2 separate regions of the Homo sapiens genome follow, and region 2 is linked to region 1. The links are chromatin loops, found by intact Hi-C in ENCODE. Cell type or tissue: A673. All regions are shown on one strand. Each heading gives the region's core, and the rest is flanking DNA. Links, peaks and the distances in the headings are about the cores only.

Evidence for each region. Hi-C counts contacts between places; a loop is a spot of excess contacts. Peaks named below come from ENCODE experiments on the same cell type or tissue, not always from the same donor. Only the 100,000 strongest peaks of a DNase experiment are listed, where the experiment ranks them.
Region 2: a loop joins it to region 1, with 6 times the contacts of the local background. A loop is called at or near these places in 24 of 110 quality-filtered maps.

The regions. Positions count from the first base shown.
Region 1 is chr2:154,450,025-154,455,416 of GRCh38, reverse strand. It overlaps GALNT13 (polypeptide N-acetylgalactosaminyltransferase 13), which reads right to left. Exons shown (of 13, transcript NM_052917.4): 13 at 1,438-5,006. The coding sequence ends at 4,866. It overlaps GALNT13-AS1 (GALNT13 antisense RNA 1), which reads left to right. Exons shown (of 5, transcript NR_161181.1): 3 at 775-879. Among named protein-coding and RNA genes, the nearest start is that of GALNT13-AS1, 4.7 kb to the left of the region's middle. RefSeq lists a cis regulatory region at 5,323-5,336 and an enhancer at 5,257-5,392. In A673, for the core only: a CTCF peak has its summit at 2,314 (motif pointing left); a DNase peak (open chromatin) is centred at 2,286; H3K4me3 peaks cover 243 bases.
Region 2 is chr2:154,618,189-154,623,580 of GRCh38, reverse strand. No RefSeq gene overlaps it. Among named protein-coding and RNA genes, the nearest start is that of KCNJ3, 78 kb to the left of the region's middle. In A673, for the core only: no CTCF peak of the experiment used is centred there; DNase peaks (open chromatin) are centred at 2,250 and 2,870; H3K27ac peaks cover 478 bases.

The sequences.
Region 1 (5,392 bases), core at 281-5,280:
ATCCATTAAAAATTTGAATTTCTAAAATTCTTCATATTTGTGAAATCAGTACACTTTATAACTTAAGAATGCATACATGTTTTGCCTCCTCTGAGACTAGATTTAGCATCTGTAAATGAGATGCAAGTAAAATGGTTGTGAGCAGATACGATCATCATTTCTTAAGTGGTGAAACCATGTGCGGTGGGAGACAGTATTTTGAGGTTTACCGAACTAATTCAGAATATGATCCTAACCTCCCACCAAATTTTTTAAAAAGGTAAAAACAGTTCTGTTTTAGTGTAGTTATTTTTCTCTCTCTGTACACTTTTTTCCTTTTTATTAGACTGTTTCTAAGCACCATGGCAAAATCAAATTTATGGATTGTGTTTACCAGAGTTTACAGAGCTCCACTGGGAAGCCTAGAAATCTCTGCTGATTTCCCTGCAGTCTTTGAAGCTCCATAACATAGAACCTAATCTTCACAGTAATAGGTGGTCTAATTCTCTGTGCAAGCTGTAGGCCAAACCTTACTTTTAACCTGAAGATAATTAGAAGGAAAATGAAAGTGAGTATGTTCCATTAGTTACTACTGAAAAGGCTTTGCTTCCCTGAAACCCAGTTTGCCAAATGATGCTTGGATGTTCCTGTAATCATGCTGTTTCTAGTTTATTTCTGCTGTAGGTCTTAGTGCTTGTATTATTTTAAAGAACTAATTTTATTTAAATGACTAGTAAGAATTTAAATATTTCTAAAGAATCAATATACTAATCATAATTTTTTTTTTTGAGACAGTCTTGAGGCTGAAGTGCAGTGGTGTGATCCTGGCTCACTGCAGCCTCTGCCTCCCAGGTTCAAGCAATTCTCTCACATCAGCCTCCCAAGTAGTTGGAATTACAGGTGCGTGCCACCACATCCAGCTAATTTTTGTATTTTTAGTAGAGACAGGGTTTCGTCATGTTGGCCAGGCTGGTCTCGCAGTTCTGAACTCAAGTGATTCGCCCACCTCAGCCTCCCAAAGTGCTGGGATTACAGGCGTGAGCCACCATGCCTGGCCCCATAACATGTTTAATGAAGATATTTTTCCATTATTGTTCCATTTCTATAATTTTTTGAGTGACAGTATTAGTTTATATTAACAATAAGGGGTCCAGGCAACACCACTTTAGATATATGATCCTTAGAAAAGTTATATTACATATCTGGGTTTCAGTCTTATTATCTATAAACAGAGAAACTAAGACAAGGTCATCTGTAAAGTCCTTTAAAAATCTCTGTGTTTATTCCATTGACTGCACTTAGAAGATAAATTTAGTAATAGTTCTTAAGAAATCATGAAAATACATAATTTTTAAGACAGTGATATCTCTCCTCTGAAAGTCAAAATCTTATACCTTCAAGTGGCCATTGGACACAACCAAAAAATAAAAACCATTTTTAGCTTAATGAAGCAACTTATGTAATATAGCAGCATTTTAATAAAATTTCATATTTCATTTCCATAAGGCAGGATATTTTATCCAGAAAATTAGAGTCCATAGTTTAATGTGAAGAATATTAGGAAGAAAATTAAAATTTGAAGACAAAGTTTTTGGAAATCCTGTCTAAATATATTAGCCTTTATTTTAAAATTTAAAATACAAAAAAAGTATGATACAGTTACACTTAGCAACTTTAACACACATTTTTCAGTTCATTAATTCAAGAAATATTTAGAGAATATATATGCCAGAAATACCAAATGAACAAAACTGACAAAGCCCCTGCCTTCATGGGACTTACCTTCTAGGGCATGTGATGGGCATGTTTGGGGCTGGGGAGGGGGAAGTATAGACAGAAATAAAGAAGCAAACTCATAGATTGTCAGGTACAGGGGATAGGGAAGGCAGATGGGAGAAGGGTTTGTCTTACTGATAAGATAATATTTGAACTGAGATCACTAAGGGGAGCTCTCTGGGGCAGAGGGAACAAAACACTAAAGCAGGAACTTTCTTGGGAGCCATAATAGGGTAAGTAAGAGGCAGAATAATGAGAGATAAGAGATGGTGTTAGAAAAAGGTAGAATTGCATGTGTGTGTGTGTGCATGTGTATGTATGTGTGGTGAGTGGTGTGGACGTGTAGAGGGGTAACACTCATAAAGGACCTTGAAGGCCACCGGAGGGAGAAGTCATTGGAAGATTGTGAGCAGGGAAGTGACACAATCAAATTCATGGTTAACAGAATCACTATGGCTGTTGTACTGAGAAAAGATTGTTCAAGACAAGGACTGGGAAATTAGGGAACTAAATAATAAGCATATTGCGATTAAAAAGGTTAGAGGTAGTGACACCTAGTGGATATGGTGGCAAGTCATTCTTTTCTAGTTATATTTCAAAGGTAGCATCAAGGGGATTTGCTGTTGGATTAGACGAGAGTTGAAACAGAAATAGAGGAGTCAAAAGCAACTTTCAGTTTTTGACCTGAGCATCTGGAAGGTTGAAGTTGCATTAACTGAGATGGAGAAGACCACAGAAGAGATTGGTTTGAAATATGTCAGTCTAGCTCCATAAATAAGGGATAAGACAAGTGCATTATGAATCCAATCATGGTTTTAACTTTTTGTACTGAAGACAATAAACATTTTTGTAAACAAATTAAATGTTAGTCATTGCTTTCTAGTGTTGGATGTTTTGTAATATTTTATGCCACTTTTTGTTAGATACTATAATGGCACGTGTTCAAGCCATCTGAAGATTGTTTAAAAATTCTTTTCTAACATGAAACTCATGTAGTTTTAGTTTTCTCACCATGACCACAATGAACTTTCACATATTTAAAATTCTGCTAAAACGTTTCAAGTTCAGCTTTGATGGGGTAGCTGTATTTATAAAAATTTGCCATTGACCATTTTCTACATAACATGCATTTTGACTAACAAAGCAATAAGTGGAACATATGGTATACATGAGTCCTTGAGAGTTGAAGCTTTTTCAACTTAAGTAATAATGCTGTGCAGGGTCTTTTTACCTTAGTAAGGAGAAGAGGAAATGAGGGGAGAAAAGGAGTGTAAAGATGAAAAATGGGAATTTTACATGAGGCCTCAATGGACTTGAGAGGCTGCTATTAATTTAAGGCAATGGTTCACTGCCTCTTGGGAGTCATAGCCTTCTTTCCAAGTTTGCTGTGAGTGACATACTCCCACCTCAGAAAAAAAAATGCCCTGATATTCAACATTTTGCTTACAATTTTAGGAAATTCACGGATTCACAGAGAGCTCATGGTGAGGGGTGTCTATATTTAAAGAGCAAACCTGAAATGCTCCAGGTTGTAGATTCTTCCCTACAGTTGTACCAATAAAAAGTCAAAAGAGGAAGGAATACCAGTGGCAAAAATCATTTAAGATTTTACTGACCATCAGAAAGTGTCCTCATTTTCATTATAAAGCAGTGTATGTGCATGTCAGAGACATAGTTTGTATGCAGTCAAAATGATTAATCCTTTCTATAAGAGCTTTTTAAGTAAAGATGAGGACCAAAGAAGTGGAATCTTCTGCTCCAGAAAACACTTCTTCCACTTTTCCTCTCAAATTTCTCTTAGCTGCTGAGTGCATTTATAATGGATAACATGCATATATAGGGCAACTCTTTGAGCATTTAAAATGATGTCAAATATAAAAACTTACTAGCAAAAATCTGATTTTTTTTCACTTTCATGGCCTCTGCTAATGTATTTTGAACATAAAGGGTTTTAAGATGAGAAAAGAAAATGTGAATGTAGCCTGATTATAACTATATTCCTTGGGCCATAATATATGGCAAACAATATATAGCAGTTTAATTACAACAAAAGTTTAATGAATGTGTATTGAGTTTATTCCCCTGGTGATAAAATTTTTAGATACTGGAGCACAGCACTGAAAGGTATTCTTTAACATAGAAAATGAAAATGACAGTGGTAACCTAACTAAAATCTTTAAGTGCAATAGAGTTAAAAATTAAGTCTAAAATTCTCCCTTTCACCTGCAATTCTGTACAGCATCAATGGCATGCCACTGTCTATAGAGTGAAGAGAAAAGGGATGGTAGAGTTTGTGGAGACCAAGATTTTGGTTAAGAATTGAGTATCCAACATAAACTCTAGGAGCAAGATTGTTTAGTTTCAGCCTGTGTTAGGAATGATTGCAACCCACTTTGAGTTCTCTCACAGTGATCGAAGTGCTGCGGATTAGACTCATCTTGTTCCCCTCAATGCTTCGCGGATTTCTTTTTTTATGTACTCTAAATTGAATTTAAAAAGTTTCCTTCTCTTTTTTGAATTCACATTGGTTTAAATGTGATGCTTCTGTAAAGGCTCCATGAATTCAATATCCAATGTAATGTTTTTCCTTGTCCAAAACTTGGAACATTTTGTAAGATGAATTCACCATTCAGAAGTAATTTAATATGTGGCCCTGTTGTAGACACAGAAATCAAACATGTTTCCATGAAGGATCCATAAAAAGAGTGAGTTTATAAAGCAACTGATAATATTTCATAATGAAGATTTTATAAGGCATTTACATTATCTCTTTCAATCACCATGACAACCAAAAATAAAATAACCTCCAATTAACCCTATGACATGAGTGCAATAAACATTTTTCTTAAAGCAAACACAATTTGTTTTACAAGTTGTTCTGTTGTTTAATAGTAGTTTGCTATTATTTATATTCTTATGTGCTTTGATCAGATACAAATTTTAGTAGGGAAATAAGCAAACATTTCTAGAAACGAATTAGAAACAATTGTGTTTTAGAATACTAAAAGGATTTTTAAAACTTTCAATTCAGCAAAGTTAATATTTTCCCCCAATTGAAATAATGGAAAAACAAAAGCGTAGACACTTTCATGGCTTGGAGGACATGATCTTCATGTGCCCAAGGTCATGTTCCTTAGCAGCCACTGTTGGGATCTGCTTCCACTACAGTCCTGCATTGTAGGCACCATTTTGTCTTCTTCAGAAGGTTCATCGAGACATTGGTTACTGTTAACATGTCGCAACGTGAGTCTCTGTAAAAGATAACCAATAATCAGTGCAGCTTATTTCGTCTTTAGCTTTGCTAGCACATCAGATAAAATCTGTTCTTTAAAAAATCCTTTATGATTTTTATAGTATAATACACTGTGATAGCTTTGTAAAAGGAACTGTGCACAGGTGTCCCTGGATTAATTATTATACATCTTTGACTGTTATGAAGTCATCATTGTCTAATATACCTTTATTTGCAGATGGCTAAAGAAACTGACTGACATTTATCAAGCATTGCCAAGAATTCAGGCTCCTTTGCAAAAAGCCCATTTGTGAGCTCCGAGTTCAGTTGAGGACTGCAAATATTAACAAGCTTTTGCAAAAGCTTAGTTTTCTTAGGCATGTGTTATTCAGTAACCATTTGGTA
Region 2 (5,392 bases), core at 64-5,063, 170 kb before region 1:
GACATGGTAAAGCAATTTATAGCAAAGATAATCTAAGTTTACTACAATACAGACAAGATACTGAATAACGTGTAGTGCAAATATGGCAAGAATAGTAGCTGAGTTATTTAAAACCTTAAAATACAGTTTAGCTCATATGAATTCAAGTAACATGGCAAGATTCATGATTTGTTAATTTTATTCATTTATTCACTCAACAAACACTTATAATGCTCTATGTGATAGTCTCAGAGTTGGGTGTAGAAAACATTTTTTTTTATATATATCCCTGAAAGCAAACCCAGAAACTAAGATTTGTTTGCAAGTTATTTCCTTGGGAAGTGATCCAGGGAAACACCTGGGTAGGGGAAGTGGAAAGCAAAGAGAAACAGGGAAAAGATGAAAACTGATGAAAGGTACATTATTAAGCATTACTGTGGGTCAACTAGAATTGAATCAGGCTGGTGAATTCTGGTAGCCAGTGTAGAGCACGTTCATCCTAGTTATCCTGCCTGAGGAGCAAGAGGGCTGGAATATGTATATACCAACTTTTAGAAGTCATCATTTGAGGGCTGAACCTGGGTTGGGGGAAGGGAGGGATTAATTCTCTAGGATCTCCACATGCAGTGCATGTGACTAGAGTGCACAGGTGCTAGAGCAAGCCCAAGCAAAGAACGTCCAGTTTAGTGATTCAGATGGTAAGGCCCAGGGGACATAAGGAGGCCAACTATACACCTGCTAGAGAAGACCAAAGTGGTTAGGACATAATAACTGACCTTGAAGAGCTCACAGTCTCTTAAGAGATGGAAGTCAGGATCACAGGAGATTGCCCTGAGTTGACCTGGTTTGACCTGAAGAAAGAGAAGTACCCTGCACCATTTGTGATTAAAGGCAAGGAGACAGAGATAGTTGAGAATCAGATAAGGTTATAGTTAGAAGTGTAAGCAATTGATGAACTAAAGAACACAGGCCTCATCTACTAAGGAAGTAGGACCTGGGTAATCACCGAGAGTCAGGGAGAGAGTACAGCGAGAGATGCTCCAAGAAGGGGAAAGGGAGACAATCAAAAACAATTAAAAACCAATCAAATGTAATAACAGATAAAGGAATGTAGAAAAGCTATTTGTAAAACCTTTATTAAACACAATTTTGGGATTCTCTTGAACCACATACATAGAGGTAGAAGATATTTAATGAAGACAGAACAATAGATATATTTCTTGACTTTCCTAATGTCATCTCAGTCTCTAAAGAATCTAATTTTATTCTTAGCACTGTAGAACACTGACATTACTAAGCCACATCAAATCACTCACTCTTAAAATTTCAGCAGATGGAAAGTTGTTTAAGGGAAATACTTTCCATTCTTTATCTACTACAATCAGTATTTTCTCATTTGCATTCACTTCTTGCTTGGACCACCAGAAAGACATATGCCTGGATCACATTATCTTAGTGCTTCTTAGTATAATTCTCACTGAATTGTAAACACTTGTTGTATCTTCAGAATTTGTAAAGTAGTTGAAATAGTTATAGTAAATTTGCTTCTATATTTTTCATAAATTTATCATTGATGAGATTGCCTTTTATATGTCTGCTTCAAAGTCCCATGTGAAAAATTTTATTTCAACTGAATGAATTATATATATATATATACACACATATATATGTCCTCCCTTCTGATAATAAAATACTGCAACTTGTTTTGCCAATCTTACCCTGGTTAAAAGGAGCTTGGAAACTAACATAAAGGCAAATATATGTGTGTGTGTGTGTATACACACACACACACACATATAAAACCATATGTATTTTTACATTTATAATATATATCATATTAAAATATATATCAATTAATAATTAATAATATCATTATATATAAAATATATAATTTTATATTATATATAATATTGACCACTTGTTTACTAGTTAGTGATTTTCTATTTTTATTATCATTACCATTGTAAATTTTATTTTATATGACTGAAAGTTACTTAATAAAAAAGTAAGTATAAATGAATTATAAAGTGAAAATTATTTTTGAAGCAATGTGATTTTTTAAGGTATGACATAAATATCCAAAGGGACATCCACCTCCTCCTGCCCATGGCTATACATAGAATGAAACTACTTATCCTATTTATATTAGCTCCATGGCATCACAATCCTGTACTGCTATGTCCTTAACACCAAACATCTTCAACATAGCGATGTGATTTACAGTCCTCAGGGAATCTACGATATAAATGTATCTGCATTAGAGCTTCAGGAAGTAGCTTATTTCCCACAACTACACACCCAAGAGTGGGACCCAGATTCAGTAAGACCCTGGTTGCCACTTTAAGCTTATCAATTTATCATATCCTCAGAATAATCCCAAAAGGTAAAACCCATTTCATAGAAGCTAAGTAAACTTACTAGTAAGAGAATGGGTCAGGATTCAAACATAGGTCTGTCTGAATGTAGACTATAATGTCTATCAAAATACTTTATTATGACTTTTACTTTCTGACTGAACAGTTAATGGTATGAAAGAAAGAGAAAGAAAGAAAGAAAGAAAGAAAGAAAGAAAGAAAGAAAGAAAGAAAGAAAGAAAGAAAGAAAGAAAGAAAGAAAGGGAGAAAGGAAGGAAGGAAGGAAGGAAGAGAGAGCGAGGGAGGGAGGGAGGGAAGGAAGAAAGGAAGGAAGGAAGGAAGGAAGGAAGGAAGGAAGGAAGGAAGGAAGGAAGGAAGGAAGGAAAAGAAAAAGAAAGAGAGAGAAAGAAAGAAAGATGTGTTGTTGTTAGAGTTAAGCTTTTGTGTCAGTTTGTGTCAGCTTTTGTGTCAGTTCAGCTATGCCCACATAGCTGGTAAAACGTTATTTCTGGGTGCGTCTATGAGGGTGTTCCTGGAAGGGATTAGCATTTGAATCAGCGGACTGAGTGAAGAAGATCTGCCCTCACCAATGGGCTCCATTCAACCTATTGAGGGCCTGAAAATAATAAAAAGGCAGAGAAAGGGCGAAGTTGCTCTCTTTGCTTAAACTGAGACATTCATCTTCTCCTGCCCTCAGACATCAGTGATCTTGGTTCCTGGGCCTTCAGACTCCAGGACTGACACTAGCAGCTGCCTGCTTCTCGGGATTTTGGCCTTTAACTGGAAGCACATCATCAGCTCCACTGCTTCTCAGGCCTCAGGTTTTAACTGGAGCTATACCACCAGCTTTCCTGAGCCTCCAGCTTGCAGAAAGATTGTGGGACTTCTCAGCCTCCGTAATCTTTCATGAGCCAATTCCTCCTAATACGTCTCTCTCTTTATATCTTTATATATATTATGGGTTCTGTTTGTCTGGAGAACTCTAATACACACATGTATTAATACATATTCAATGAATGACTGATGACTAAAAATATGAAAAGCCTCACTATGGCACTTCTAGCATAGACCATTAATTGTGTCACATCACTAACTATTCTTTTTTTTGGGGGGGGGGGGGTGGGGGCTGCGGAGTCTTGCTCTGTCACCCAGGCTGGAGCGCAATGGCGCTATCTCAGCTCACTGTAAGCTCCACCTCCCGGGTTCACGCCATTCTCCTGCCTCAGCCTCCCGAGTAGCTGGGACTACAGGCACCTGCCACCGCGCCCGGCTAATTTTTTTTGTATTTTTAGTAGAGACGGGGTTTCACTGTGTTAGCCAGGATGGTCTCGATCTCCTGACCTCGTGATCCGCCCGCCTCGGCCTCCCAAAGTGCTGGGATTACAGGCATCACTAACTATTCTTATCATGCAATGTGACATTTCATTCTTAGGTGCTTTTAAAGAATAGTTTACAAGTCTCTACAGGGCTTTTTTTTTTTTTTTTGCCATGTCATAGGGAATTACTAAACTTGTACATGTCTATTTTCTATGGAAATAGAGATTAAGTCAGCTAGGTAGATGGCTCCAATAGCAAGGCTGAGGCACATGAGGAGGGGGTAACAACTGACTATGCTGGCAGAACTAAAAGCAAAAAGATGAATGCAGACAAAAGCGCATATTAGCATTAAATGGTCTCAGCAAAGTAATCATATAACTAACAGAGTGAAAGCATCTCTCCTCTGCAGTTTGGGTGAAAAGGAATGCTAGCTAGTAGACTTCTCTAATTTGCACATCTGCAAATCAGTGTATGAAGGAAACAGTACACAGTCATTTACACTGAGATAACAAGTATAAGTACAGCCACTAACAGAACATCTCATCACAAGAAAGTGTTGGTGACTAAAGGTAAATGGTTACTATTTTCCAAGGTCAGATGATTTCCTTCATCCTTTCACTGATGGTAATAGCAGTTTCACAGGTCATGGATAGTGCAAAGAAGCATCACTTAAAACATGTGCTGTCCTTGTTTGTAAATGATAAAAAAAAAAAAAAGTAAAATGGTCATAACAACAGTATTGTGCATAATGAATCTTTTTCATTGAAAGCAGTTAAAATTCTAAAAATCCAGAACCCCGAATCTCACACCATAAGCTAATTCTCTTATTTTAGAAAATATAATGAAAACATTCTAGAAAACATAATGAGTAAACCTCTATATCTTTCAAGCAAAAGCTATTATTTTCACAAATTATCCTTGCCTCTCTTTATACCAAAGAAGACTTTGGTAATTTTTGTTATTGGTTTATCAGAGGACTGGGCAAAAAATTCTGCCAGTCTGATTAACATGGTTATAATTAAACCATAGTCTTTAATTGTGGATTCCTGGATGGCTAATCTTGTCACTTGCTATTTGTCAAGCTAACATAAAGGGAAATCAACCATGTATTATACAATCTAATTTTCTTCTGGAATTCTGAGTAAATGTGTATGGCCAAAACTGATTAAGATGCCTATAGATGGAATAGGTGATAATTAGAGAGACTGGGAAAAAAAAAAAAAAACCACTAAGAGAAAAAAGTAAAACAAAGAACTAGTAAAAATGCTGAAGTCTTCCTGGTAACCATCTTAATGGTGTGATAATTTTATTATAAGATTGTTTTAACATCTATATATCTTAAAATTTGAATCAATAGAGCTATGTGAAGATTTCAATATTTTTTTCCTGAGAGTTATAAATTATAGATTCATTTTCTGAAAGGACAAGACAAAATTAAATGAACAGATCCTGATAGAATTTCTAGTCATTCACTAGCTAATGTCCAATTTAAGTTCTTCCTGTTCTTATCGAATAGCCGTTTATAGAGTATTAGTACTAAATGTCAAACAGCATCAGTGTAACACCAGCTTCAAAAATTGTATGTTTACCACACACCATCATTACTATTCTATGTAATTATAATGGAAATGCAACACTTATTCTTCTACTGCTTCTCTGAGTCATATATTAATCCTTCTAATGAATCAAGTTGCACTTAATCAGCCAGAGTTTGTTTCTTCTACCTACAACTGTGAATCCTA